Regions from separate parts of the Homo sapiens genome. Here all the other regions are linked to region 1. Evidence: chromatin contacts called from ENCODE Hi-C data. All regions are on one chromosome and are shown on one strand. Each heading gives the region's core, a stretch centred on a gene start or an enhancer-like site at or near the end of the contact. The rest is flanking DNA. Distances are from core to core; before and after follow the strand shown. Region 1 holds the start of NR4A2 (nuclear receptor subfamily 4 group A member 2). Region 2 holds the start of DPP4 (dipeptidyl peptidase 4). Region 3 overlaps SLC4A10 (solute carrier family 4 member 10). Region 4 holds the start of TBR1 (T-box brain transcription factor 1).

What was found. Hi-C counts contacts between places; a loop is a spot of excess contacts on that map. Pooled maps may share reads with other maps.
Region 2: a pooled map shows a loop between it and region 1 (8-fold over the local background). The contact joins the promoter of DPP4 here to the promoter of NR4A2 in region 1. A Hi-C loop is called at or near these places in 5 of 50 pooled maps.
Region 3: a loop to region 1 is called in a pooled map, with 6 times the contacts of the local background. The contact joins the enhancer-like site here to the promoter of NR4A2 in region 1. A Hi-C loop is called at or near these places in 6 of 50 pooled maps.
Region 4: a loop to region 1 is called in a pooled map, with 6 times the contacts of the local background. The contact joins the promoter of TBR1 here to the promoter of NR4A2 in region 1. A Hi-C loop is called at or near these places in 1 of 168 maps with a recorded cell type or tissue (naive thymus-derived CD4-positive, alpha-beta T cell), 1 of 37 single-sample maps with no recorded cell type and 11 of 50 pooled maps.

What each region holds. Positions count from the first base shown.
Region 1 is chr2:156,331,307-156,334,181 of GRCh38, reverse strand. It overlaps NR4A2 (nuclear receptor subfamily 4 group A member 2), which reads left to right and starts at 1,461. Exons shown (of 8, transcript NM_006186.4): 1 at 1,461-1,702. RefSeq lists an enhancer at 1,200-1,279 and a silencer at 1,510-1,709.
Region 2 is chr2:162,072,720-162,075,594 of GRCh38, reverse strand. It overlaps DPP4 (dipeptidyl peptidase 4), which reads left to right and starts at 1,380. Exons shown (of 26, transcript NM_001935.4): 1 at 1,380-1,619; 2 at 2,109-2,196. The coding sequence starts at 1,614. DPP4-DT (DPP4 divergent transcript) reads right to left here and starts at 738. Exons shown (of 3, transcript NR_147697.1): 1 at 660-738; 2 at 1-117. RefSeq lists a promoter at 1-975, enhancers at 530-1,227, 1,662-1,861 and a silencer at 1,252-1,511.
Region 3 is chr2:161,955,529-161,958,403 of GRCh38, reverse strand. SLC4A10 (solute carrier family 4 member 10) reads right to left here. Exons shown (of 27, transcript NM_001178015.2): 20 at 1,164-1,415. Among named protein-coding and RNA genes, the nearest start is that of DPP4, 120 kb to the left of the region's middle. Within about 2 kb of position 1,508, at least 3 of the 41 ENCODE cell types and tissues checked have a DNase peak (open chromatin) inside an H3K27ac peak, as active enhancers do.
Region 4 is chr2:161,414,839-161,417,713 of GRCh38, reverse strand. It overlaps TBR1 (T-box brain transcription factor 1), which reads right to left and starts at 1,417. Exons shown (of 6, transcript NM_006593.4): 1 at 612-1,417; 2 at 1-38. The coding sequence starts at 1,303. RefSeq lists an enhancer at 669-1,291 and silencers at 2,713-2,762, 2,833-2,875.

The sequences.
Region 1 (2,875 bases), core at 212-2,711:
CTGGAAACGAGCCACACCGAGAAAGGAGGGGCGGCTGGGACGCTCTGCGCGAGTAGAAAAGCGGGGGCGGCTCCGAACTCTCCCTCCCAAGGCCCAGCCGCTGGAAGCCCCGCGGGAGAAGCCCTAGGAAGCCCTCCCAGCTCCGGCCGGGAGACGGGGAGGGGGCTTGCCCTCCGGAGCTGCGGCGTTTCCTTTGCTAGAAAGCTCCCTGCGCTCTCGGCGTGGCTAGGGGAAATGACTTGCAAAGCAGAAGCGGCGGCGACTTGGACGGCCGCGGGGGTGGGACACGCTCCCAGAGCCAGCTCGGGCCCCTCTCCTGGCTGGGCTGTAGGCTCACACCTTACGCTTTGCGGAGACGCTGCCCCCAATCCCCACCCGCTTCGCTTTTCTTGTCCAGTCTTTCTGGGCTCTAAGATTGAGGCTGTGATAGACCTTGTGTTTCAAACGAAGATCGATTTATTCCCTTAAAACTCGTGGAAGGGGTACGAGTTGGTGGGCACAGAGGAGTATCGAAAGTATTAGAGTTTGCAGAAGGTGGGAATCAGAGTACCTTTCTGCAGAAGGCGCACCTGTTGCCTGCTGCTCGGCTGCATTGTCTGCGAAAGGAAAAGGGGCGACGCTTCACTCTGACTTTTGGGGTTTCTAAAGAGCTGGGTCACGGTCACTGTCTACCCTCTCCCCTTCCTCTCCCCCCCCCCCGCAAGCACCACGTCCTCCATCGAACGTGGGCACTGCATGGAAATAAGGAAACATAGAAAAATAAGCCCTACCCCCACTCCCATTCCCTTTCAGATGGGAGTGTGGGGGGTGGGGGTGGGGTAGAGAGAGTGAGAGAGAGAGATAATTAGAATGAATATATGCCAGAAGAGGAGGAGGCCTGGGACAGGAAAAGGGAGTAAAAGGGGATGAACCGGGTAGGGAAATCCCACCCGAACTGCGTGAGCCCTCTGAGCGTCTCGTGTCATGGGACATCTGTACGCTCTTCCGCTAAGGGGGTGACGAAGGTGGGTGGGAGAGGTTAGGGCGCTGCAAGGCACATCCCATTCCGTGCGGCTCCAGGTGCGTACTACCTGGCCACGCCGGCCTTGCCTTCCGCCGGTGCTTTTGTTGCACCCTCCCCACATGTGAGCGGCCGAGCCGCTGCGCGGGCGCAGGGGCTTCGGGGAAAGTGAAGTGTCGCGACGCTGCGGGCTGCGCAGACCTGGGAGAGGTCACACCTCTTTCGGAAAAAAAAAAAGAAAAGAAAAAAAACACCAAAAACCACCCAAGCTGGCTACCAAGGTGAACGCAGAGCGGTTCCCACCTTAAAATCGGCCCTGCTCGTGACGTCAGGTCGGAAATATACCAAAGCGAGCGCGGGCCAGGAGTCCAGGGAGCGCGGCAGCGCGGCGATTGGGCGGCGGGCCGCTGACGCGCGCTGACGCGCGGAGACTTTAGGTGCATGTTGGCAGCGGCAGCGCAAGCCACATAAACAAAGGCACATTGGCGGCCAGGGCCAGTCCGCCCGGCGGCTCGCGCACGGCTCCGCGGTCCCTTTTGCCTGTCCAGCCGGCCGCCTGTCCCTGCTCCCTCCCTCCGTGAGGTGTCCGGGTTCCCTTCGCCCAGCTCTCCCACCCCTACCCGACCCCGGCGCCCGGGCTCCCAGAGGGAACTGCACTTCGGCAGAGTTGAATGAATGAAGACAGACGCGGAGAACTCCTAAGTGAGTAGATGCAGCCCATGCAGTTCGCCTTCTTTTATGCTTTTTCCTTCTTTTGCACGTCTCTTCTTTCCACTTGTGTGGGACAGGTTCTCTGGAAGTGGGAGCCAGAGGCTTCTAGTGAGAGTGGGACCGAAGGATGGGGAGTGCGTGCGCGCAGTTACCGGGGGGCATTTGTTCGAACTCCGGCTTTGGCACTAGTGGGGAGTTGGCTCTCGACAGAGGTTTCCAGGCTCCTCATTGGTGGACGTGGAAGGGAGACTCCACAGTTTGGGAGCTGAGGACTAGCCCGCGGAAATGTGCGCAAAGTTTGCTGTTAGTGAGGAATTGATTGTGGCCTGTGAACACGGAGACTCCAAGTCCTATGTATACGAGGGAAGCTGCCCACAAACTGACAGGGAGAGGAAGTTCTTCAGTTTATGCGTTGCTTGGGAACTGTGTCTCCGCGGCTGGCCAGCGCGCGATGTTTCCCGGGTATTGTTGAGTAAGGGTGGTGTTGGTAGCGTGTCCTGTTACTAAGTTGCCTGAAATTTCTGGTTTTGACATATGCTGTCCTTGGGTTTGCGAATGTATCAGAGCGAGAATATGAATATGTAAAGAGTACAGTTATGAAACTGTGGAGCTACCAGGGGGTTAATATCCAACACAGGAATATCTCTAAGGGCTGTGGGGTTCGAGTCTCCTTTCTGCTTTTTCTGGGTAATCTTCCCCCCACCCCCACCACCACTATGAAGCAAGATTGTGGGGGAGGGGAAAGAATAAAAAGAGAGGATACTGGCTTTCTTTTTTCATTAGTAATAAGATTGTCTGTGCTCTAGAATGTCTTCCAAGTGGGAACATCTGAAAATTGCTAGGACACAAGAATGCCTTGTTCCAGAAAGGCAGATTGTGGAAGGCATTATGGGGAAGGTGTTCATCTTGCTGTGCTGGGAAACACTTCTAATATTGGTGCCAATACCATATAAGCAGTATGTCCCCCCTCTGCAATTGACCTAAGAAGCTCCTGGAAAAGTAGATCCCCTCTTCCCACCTTGTGACCATTAAGCCTTGTGACCATTAAAGATGCTGAAAGACAAGTTTTCTGGAAAAGTGAACATCAATTTATCTGTAGCTCCAATCCCAGTGCTCTGTCAAAAGCACTTTAGAAGTGCGGATGCTTCCACTCAACTTGCCTTC
Region 2 (2,875 bases), core at 131-2,630, 5.7 Mb before region 1:
AATGCTGAGAGTGAAGGGCAGCACTGAGCCCCCTGTGGCACCATTCCCCGTAGTCCGTGTTAAATGGCCTCTCTTCACAGCATCAGTTCACAGGGTCCAGTAACACCATTGACTCATCTTCCTCAGCAGTTGGAAGAGGGAGGAGGAGAGTTAGTTTCAGCCTCTGGAGTTGGGGGTGAGTGAGGATACTGATGTATCACAAGCAACTAGTGGGCAAGGGGGAAAAGATGACTGAGTTCAAAAGCAATGCCTGGATTGGAAATAAAAGATGGAAAATTGCATTAATTCATAATCATGTGGTAATGCCCCATCGGACTCTGCATTCTTAATCTTTTACCTCTACTGACAGAGAGGCTTTGCTTTTCAGCTGCTGTGAACAAGCTGAAGAGGCCTTATCCTCTTATCTGCAAGAGTGGAAGTAATCACAGGGGGCCCTAAAGGCAAATGTTTACCTGTGTATTTTATCGTGAAAGTGCCAAGGGTCCAGACCTCACCTCTCTTGTCCCACTTTATCTCCAGTACCTAGAAGGGAGGCTGGCACATTGTAACCACTCAAACATCTGTGGATGACTGGAATAAATGGGAGGATGTAGGAATGAATGAACGAATGAATAATCCTTTAGGGAACAATAGAGAGCTGGGGGAGGGAGAAGCCATACCTGATCTTTTATTCTTCTCCAAAACCCTTGAAAAGACTATGAGAGGCCGCATAGAGTAGCCATTAAGACCTTGAACTCTTAATTTAGGATCTACAACTTCCTAGCTGAATGGCTTGGCCAAGTTATTTATTCTCTGTGTACAGTCTTCCTTCCTGTAAAACAAACACAGTAAATGCTTAGAGCAGCACCTGGGAAAAAGTCAAGTTCCACATAAGTGTTACTGTCATTATTTTTGTCATCTTGATGAGTGTGTAAGCCTGCAAGACAATCGGGAAATTCCCTAGGGAGGGTGAATCCAGATACTCAGCTTCCAAGGGCCATTCAAGAGGGAACAATCACCTTTTCTCTTTGCCTTTCATACTGCTTTAGACCCCTCACTGCTTCCTAACATAACTTTCACTGGCAAGAGACGGAGTCCTGGGTTTCAGTTCCAGTTGCCTGCGGTGGGCTGTGTGAGTTTGCCAAAGTCCCCTGCCCTCTCTGGGTCTCGGTTCCCTCGCCTGTCCACGTGAGGTTGGAGGAGCTGAACGCCGACGTCATTTTTAGCTAAGAGGGAGCAGGGTCCCCGAGTCGCCGGCCCAGGGTCTGCGCATCCGAGGCCGCGCGCCCTTTCCCCTCCCCCACGGCTCCTCCGGGCCCCGCACTCTGCGCCCCGGCTGCCGCCCAGCGCCCTACACCGCCCTCAGGGGGCCCTCGCGGGCTCCCCCCGGCCGGGATGCCAGTGCCCCGCGCCACGCGCGCCTGCTCCCGCGCCGCCTGCCCTGCAGCCTGCCCGCGGCGCCTTTATACCCAGCGGGCTCGGCGCTCACTAATGTTTAACTCGGGGCCGAAACTTGCCAGCGGCGAGTGACTCCACCGCCCGGAGCAGCGGTGCAGGACGCGCGTCTCCGCCGCCCGCGGTGACTTCTGCCTGCGCTCCTTCTCTGAACGCTCACTTCCGAGGAGACGCCGACGATGAAGGTGAGTGCCGCGCCACGTACGTCCCCGGGGCGAGCTGTGGGGACCTCTTCGCCAAACTCCCCAAATGGCCCAAAAGCTGGCGAAACCGGACCAGGGACTCCCCTTAGGCGGAAGCCCCAAGGCCACCCTCTGACAGGTGAAGGGACGTCCCAGAGCTCTCGCTTAGCTTTCGGACCCTGGCTTCTGCTAGGACCCTGGCGTCGAGCTTTGAATGTCCCGGAGAGCCACTCACAGAACGCACGCCCGAACCCGGGCAGGGGTAGAGAAACCAACGCTAATGTGCTCTGAAGGCACAAGTTCAAGGGCACCCGCCTTAGAGAACTCCAACTGGCGCACTCCAGACGCCACCCCCACCCCCAGCCCGCGGTCTCCCTCTTCTAACGCACTCCCACCTGCAAATCCTGCTGCCTCTGGAGCAGCCCCGACCCTCCTACGGAAACTGGGGCCACACGCTTCCCTCTAATTGGACTTGATCTGCTCGGCTTGCAGACACCGTGGAAGGTTCTTCTGGGACTGCTGGGTGCTGCTGCGCTTGTCACCATCATCACCGTGCCCGTGGTTCTGCTGAACAAAGGCAGTAAGTTTGAAACATTTGAAAAAGATAGGACAGTTGGAGCTCAGGTCAGGCTCCGTCTTACCACGCTAAGGGAAACGAGGGATTTTGCGTGGGGTTGGACCAGTGCCCCGAAGTGTAGCTGAGAAGGCTTCCCAGTTGTTGTTGCTGCTTGTAGAGCAGCAGCTGGATTCACTTCGCGGGGTCTTCAGTGTTTAGGCTGAAACTCTTGCGGCTTTCACGTCTTGTTATGTATAATAAATGCATGCTTCCTGAAATTAGGGAGAGTCGGGATTTTTAAAATTTCAATTTTAAATTTAATTTGTAAATTTTTAAATTTACATGTAATTTTTGAGAAAAGTTTTTGGGTGTGATCGAAAAAGGAAAAAAGGCAGTGTTTAAAGAGCCCAAAGACAGCAGTAAGGATATCTGAAATGGAAAGGAAAAATGAGAAAGCAAGCCCCAAAATACAGTTTTGAGAAATGATGTTCCACAGGGAACCCAGACTGTTTTCCCTCAAGGGTGGTGAGAATTCAGTTGGAGGGTGGGGAGGCAGGGAAGTAATTGACCAATTTAGCAGTATTGCAGAGCTAAATAATAAAGCTGGTATACACGATAATATTTAAGAAGGGTCTGGAATCAGTGATGTTTTGGTGGATTCTTTTATTTAAGGACTTTCATGTCTTTTTAGCTTGCCTAAATG
Region 3 (2,875 bases), core at 259-2,758, 5.6 Mb before region 1:
AAAAAGGCATTTTTGAATAGAAACAGTATAGTACAGATTCAGAAGACAAGGATTCAAGTTCCAGCTCTAGCATTTTTAGCTGTGTAACCTTAGGTAAGTTACTTAAGCTCTCTGTGCCTTAGTTTCCCAATATCTAAAAGGAGATGATAACAATAGGGTTGTTATAATTATTTAATAGGTCAAAATCTATTTTTAAAAACCATGTAGTATATAATGAACAATAATATTATTATTATGCTACTTTGGAGACAACTTGAATTTTGCTTTACAAAGATAAGATATTTGGATTAAAGGTGGATTAAAAATGAAGCTAACATTTAGATGTGTTTCCTGTATTATACCAGGTATTTGTAAATATATGGATAATTCAGATTTTCTCTTTTTATTGGAATAGTTCACATCATCTTATGTCTATAACATAATTACTTATATAACAGAGATTAATTCTTGCAAAGGTACTTGTGTTAATGATCAAATACAAGTAAACTAGTGTAAATCATTAAATAATTTAATTAAAATGTCAAATTATAGGCAAATAAAATGTGTTGTAATTTATAGCGCAATTGACACACCTTGGAAATATCTGACAAAATTACATGACAAAATAATTACTAGTTAATCCTCTTAAAAATAGATTTCAAGTTTTGTGTGAAAAAAAAATCACTATATGCAATGATGATGTCCAGACAGTGGTTTTACAGAGCACTTAAAATGGAAAACTGCGTATGTGACTATAACCAGGCTCATCCCTTCACCTCTATCTCTTATTAATAGTAAGTAATATTAACTGCTAATATATTTATCCACTGACAAGAAAATAGAATCTTTATGAATGCCTGTAATGGATTCGGGTCACAAGTCAGTCAGAAACAATGAGTGACTTTTTCCCATAGCTTGATCACCGATTCAAAATTGTTACAATAATTTACTCATCAAATTTTACTTTGCCAGACTAAATTTTTATGTATTTAAGGGTTTTAAAATATAGGACGTAATTTCCCTCCCTTAGGTTATGAAGAATTATATAAACATGGTTCAGAAATTCATCACTTTCATCACATGCCACACAATATTTGCAAATTTATGGCTCAGATTCAAATGAAAATTTTAAATGATGATAAATGTATTCTTTCTCTCAAGTTCATAAAGACAGATTTTGTTACCTTCAGAATACTGGTCATAAAGACTGATGAACCCATAAGAATAAAAATCATAAGCCCAGTAACCCTTTGCTCCCGAATGCCGAGAAATTTGGGTTGTTCTCCTGGAGCTGAGCATTCTGATTCCAGTTTTAGGCTATTGACATGAGTGATGGAGAGGACTGTGGCAGCCACAAACCATGGCAGGCCCATGATGGAGCATACACCGAGCATGACAGCCACCATTAATAGGTCCAGATGGTACCCACAACCTTTCTGTTTAAAAAAGAAAGAAAGAGAGAAAGAAACTGTGTCAATAACAGGGCTAAGGGTGGCCTGATTGCGAATAGAAACCACTTCCTGATGATACTCAACAAGCCCTTCATATCAGATCTCCTGGAGTAACTCTTAAACAAACACTCAGTTTCCAATTGCCCTCGTTTGTCTCATTGGGTGACTTCTATTAGAAAAAATAATATCATGGAGCCTAAGCTCCCCTGTATAGTCATTTTCTCCTTAATATAGTGCTATCTTGTTCTAATTTGCTTCAGTTTCAGCACTAGACAAATTAAGCCCCTCCTTAGAAATCACGGTTTTTTGTTTTCTATTTCCTCTGTTATGCTACTCCACTGTCACTGATCTCCAGGTGTTGCAAACTAAGTGCCTCCTAGGACCAGGTAGGAAATGTAAAGGAGGAAAAATAGGTGCAATGGGGTGTGTGAAAACTGCCCTCTTGCACAGACAGGGTGCTCTCTGAGGAGGGAAATCAAAGATGGGGAAGAGCACTCCCTCCATACCCTGCAGGAATCGAAGTGTAGAGCCTCAGAAGCAGCCAAAGGGATGGCCTATTTTATGTTCCACCTTTTATTTTTAATTTTTAGTGACTGCTTTATGAGAGGCAGTATAATAAAGTGGTTAAGAATATAAGTTCTGGAGTCAGACTGCCTGGAATGAAATGCTAGCTCAACCAATAAATCACTTAAGCTCTTGTGCCTCTTTTTCCCTATCTGAAAAACGATGATGATGATAGTAGAAGGCACCTCACTGGGCTGTTGTGATAATTAAATTAGTTGATGTTGTAAATCATTTGGAATAATATCTGTTGAATAGAAAGCAATCAGAAAATGTTAGGTACTATTATATTCTAGTGGTTAAACAATAAATGTTTCTTTTGTACTCATTAGGTTTCAAGGCTCCTTAATAAAACTATTAATATGTTTCTTAAGATCAGATAACTTATATAATTTCTCAGTATTTCCTCTAGTTTTTAGCACAATCATTGGCACACAATAAGCAATCAATAAAAGTTACAAATTGACTTTTTTGAAAATAAAATACGCATCAAACATTTCAGAATCAAATTTAGTAAGTGTAATTTTAAAATAAATACAGCAGTTAAATTTGTTATTATGACCATGAGCAGAAATTACCAATTCTTCTAGGAGAATAATAGTCTTTTTTAGAGGTAGTTTTATATAACTTCAAGCAGTTTGTAGTCAGTATGAGAGCTCTTATAGCCTGGAGTGTGAAACACACTGAGTATTTGTTGCATATTTGTCATGGTAGTCTTTTCTCTGTGATTTTGTTTTCTTGTTTTCTTAGTAAGAAGGTTCTTAAAGTCAGTTGTACTTTCTTTCCTTTCTGCTCATCCTTTCCAAATTATAAAAGTGCAAGAGATGATAGTGAGGAGACAATGAGAGTTATGTGCCTAAGGACCTGTTCCTCCTATGTTGACA
Region 4 (2,875 bases), core at 168-2,667, 5.1 Mb before region 1:
GACCAGAAATGTTAAAACTTAAAAAAGGAAACATGCGCCTATTTAAATTAAGGGGTGGGGGGAGAAAACAAGGAAAAAAGAAACATAAATGTTAAAGATTAAATGCAAGAAGCGGGGCGCCAGTTAGCAAAGCAAAACTTGTACTTGCAGCAAATAGGCGAATATTTGCTGGATTAGAAAAAGGGTGGTGGGAGAAGAAAAGAAGTGCAACCCAAATCAGGGAGAGCGGCGGGTGAGCTGGAGTGGGAAGGTGGCAGTTATCACTGCCCAGGTGGAGAGCGAGGTTGGCGACCTGCGTCTCCACCTGTCCGTGCATGCCAGTGTTGATGCGTCCCTCCCATCGCCCAGCCGCTGGCCAGGGCTCTTCCTTTTTCTTGCCTTCCTCTGGCCACTGACTGGCTCTCCCACTATGTTCCTAGAACGGGGTCCCCCCCACCAACATCACCCTGGCGGTTATCCCTTCCACTTTCCCCCTTTCCAAAACTAGCCAACTCTAGGGCGCCTTCCACTCCGCTCCCGACCCCAAATCGTCGCTGCCGCGGCAGTCACAGCCTAGGTGCACTTGTCCCCGGCTGCGCCTAGAGCAGCGGCAGCCAAAAATGTAGTATTACCTTCCCTGTTTGGTGATGATCATCTCCGTTTGGTGCCGGTGAAATTTCAGCCAAAGGGGCCTGTTGCACAGGTACACCTGTGCTTTGCCGGGCACCAGCCCCGGCTGGGTGGAGGAGAACTGGTAGAACGGAGCTCCTTGGTAGGAGTGGCCGTACTGCTGTGGGTAGGGGTAGCCGGCCGTGGGGTATCCCTGCGGCGAGGAGTTGGACAGGAGGCTGTTGTAGGCTCCGTTGGTGATGACCGGGTGGTGGGCCATGTAGCGGCTAGGGCTGCCGATGGAGAAGGCGGGGTGCGCCGGTCCGTGCTGGCCGGGGTACGGGAACATGGCACTGGGAGCAGTGGCCGCAGACTGTGGCTGGCTGGACTGAGAGAGGAGGTAGCGATCTGCAGCAGAGCCATCGAAACTGTGACGAAGCTCAGAGACCCCGTCCAAGACAGGAGAGAGTTTACTTCTCTGGACGTCCCCTGGTGAGTCCTTGGAGTCAGGAAAATTGTCTGTATCTGACTGATTCGTCATCCCCCTGGTAATTTTTTTCAAAGGTGAACTTCTCTCCAGGTTGTCAGTGGTCGAGATAATGGGATGATCGTGCAAGACAAGCTCGGATCCGCCTGAATGTGGGTAGCTGCTGCTCACATTGAGAAATTTCTTGGAGAGCATGATAGAAGGAGAAAGGCAGTGCTCCAGCTGCATAGCTCTAGAACCTGAACACTCGCCCTCCCGTCCCTGGTTTTTAAAGTCCTATTTATCATAAACTAGAAATCCACAGACCCCCTCACTAGACAGAAAGCACTTCAACCAGCAAATGCTTCTCAAAGGTTTGATTTACTTTTTTTTTTCCCTGGGAGAAGAGATTGGCCAATTGACACTATGCAGCAATCAGAAAAGGCTCACTTTTGATCTTGCTGCTTGTGCAGCCGATGAAACGGCTCCTGCCATTGGTTAGCTGCTGACAGTAATTTAATTAGATAGACATTAATTAGGATAATCACCTGGCTCCTGGTAGCGACGATCATGGCAAATTGAAGGGGATGATTTTATTGTTGGCTTGGGGGGTGGGGAATGTGTGTTGGTTTACGTGAGCACTGTTGTGTCACCTTTAAGCTCTGTGACCACTGCTTTAGGAAGATTCAAAGATGTGGAATTTACTAAACATTTCCTACCTTCCCCCCCTTCCCCCCTTTAGAGCGGAGGGGCGGAGGAGGGAATTCGACGATGCTAGGAGACTTTTCGGATCTGAATGAGCCAAATATTCAGTTGAATGTAACGATTTCAAGTGCAAAGTATACAAAGCGCGAGCCGGTGGCCTCTTCTCGCCCTGTAAAAGTTCCAGAGTCTGTCTTTTCCAGCTAATACAAAAGCACACAACACCTGAGCTGGTGCTTTGTGAGCAGATCCTACATGTCCTCGGCGCCCCCACCCCCACCTTTTAAACTGCAAACATAAATAAATAAATCCCTGCTGCTGAGAGCCACAGCGACAAGCAGAAGGGGGGAGGAGAGGGGGCGAAAAGCAGCAACTCACCCACCAATCCACCCACCTCAGGAAGGTTCGGTTTCTTGGTTGAGTACAGAAACAGTGACAATCTATGATCTCCTTTTTAAGTTTTGAAATAATCATAAGCTGTCGGGCTGAAATGCCTTAATGTATTTGCAGTGATGTTTACCGGCTCTTTATTAAATATTTTATCAGCGCACTTGGTTGCAGATTATCTGAAGAACATCTAACTGGGGGCAGGCGCCATGCATCCTTCTCGTCCCTCTGCATTTCCTTCTCTCTGAGGTACTGGCTTGGCGACAGGTTCAAAAGCCTCGCCAGGAAAAGAGAGGGCCGAGTCCCCGTGCAAATGGGCTCGTCAGAAGCGCTGATCTGGGGAGACAGAGTGGAAGTGGTGTCAACACAGTAATCGCTACTGAAAACGTGTGTGTGTGTGTACGTGTGTGTGTTTAATGTTTATATAATCTGGAGGGGAGAAAAAGCATCCATGCCAATAATTTTTAAAAGGAAAAAGAATCTAAAGAGGAATAGAAAAAAACCAATTTAAAAAGATGTTGGCACAAATAAATAGCACGAGGCCCGAAGAGACCCCGAGGTGTAGGGAGGAAGTCTCCCAGCACCGGCTCTACAGAGGAGCCCAGCCCTCGGCCTGAGCCAGAGGGCCAAGAGCGGCAGAGGCTTTTTATCTGCCCAAAGCTGCCTCCCGCGGCCCGGCGCTCGCTGACCTGCCCTCCCGCGGCTTTCCTCCCGGACGCCGAGCCGCGCGGG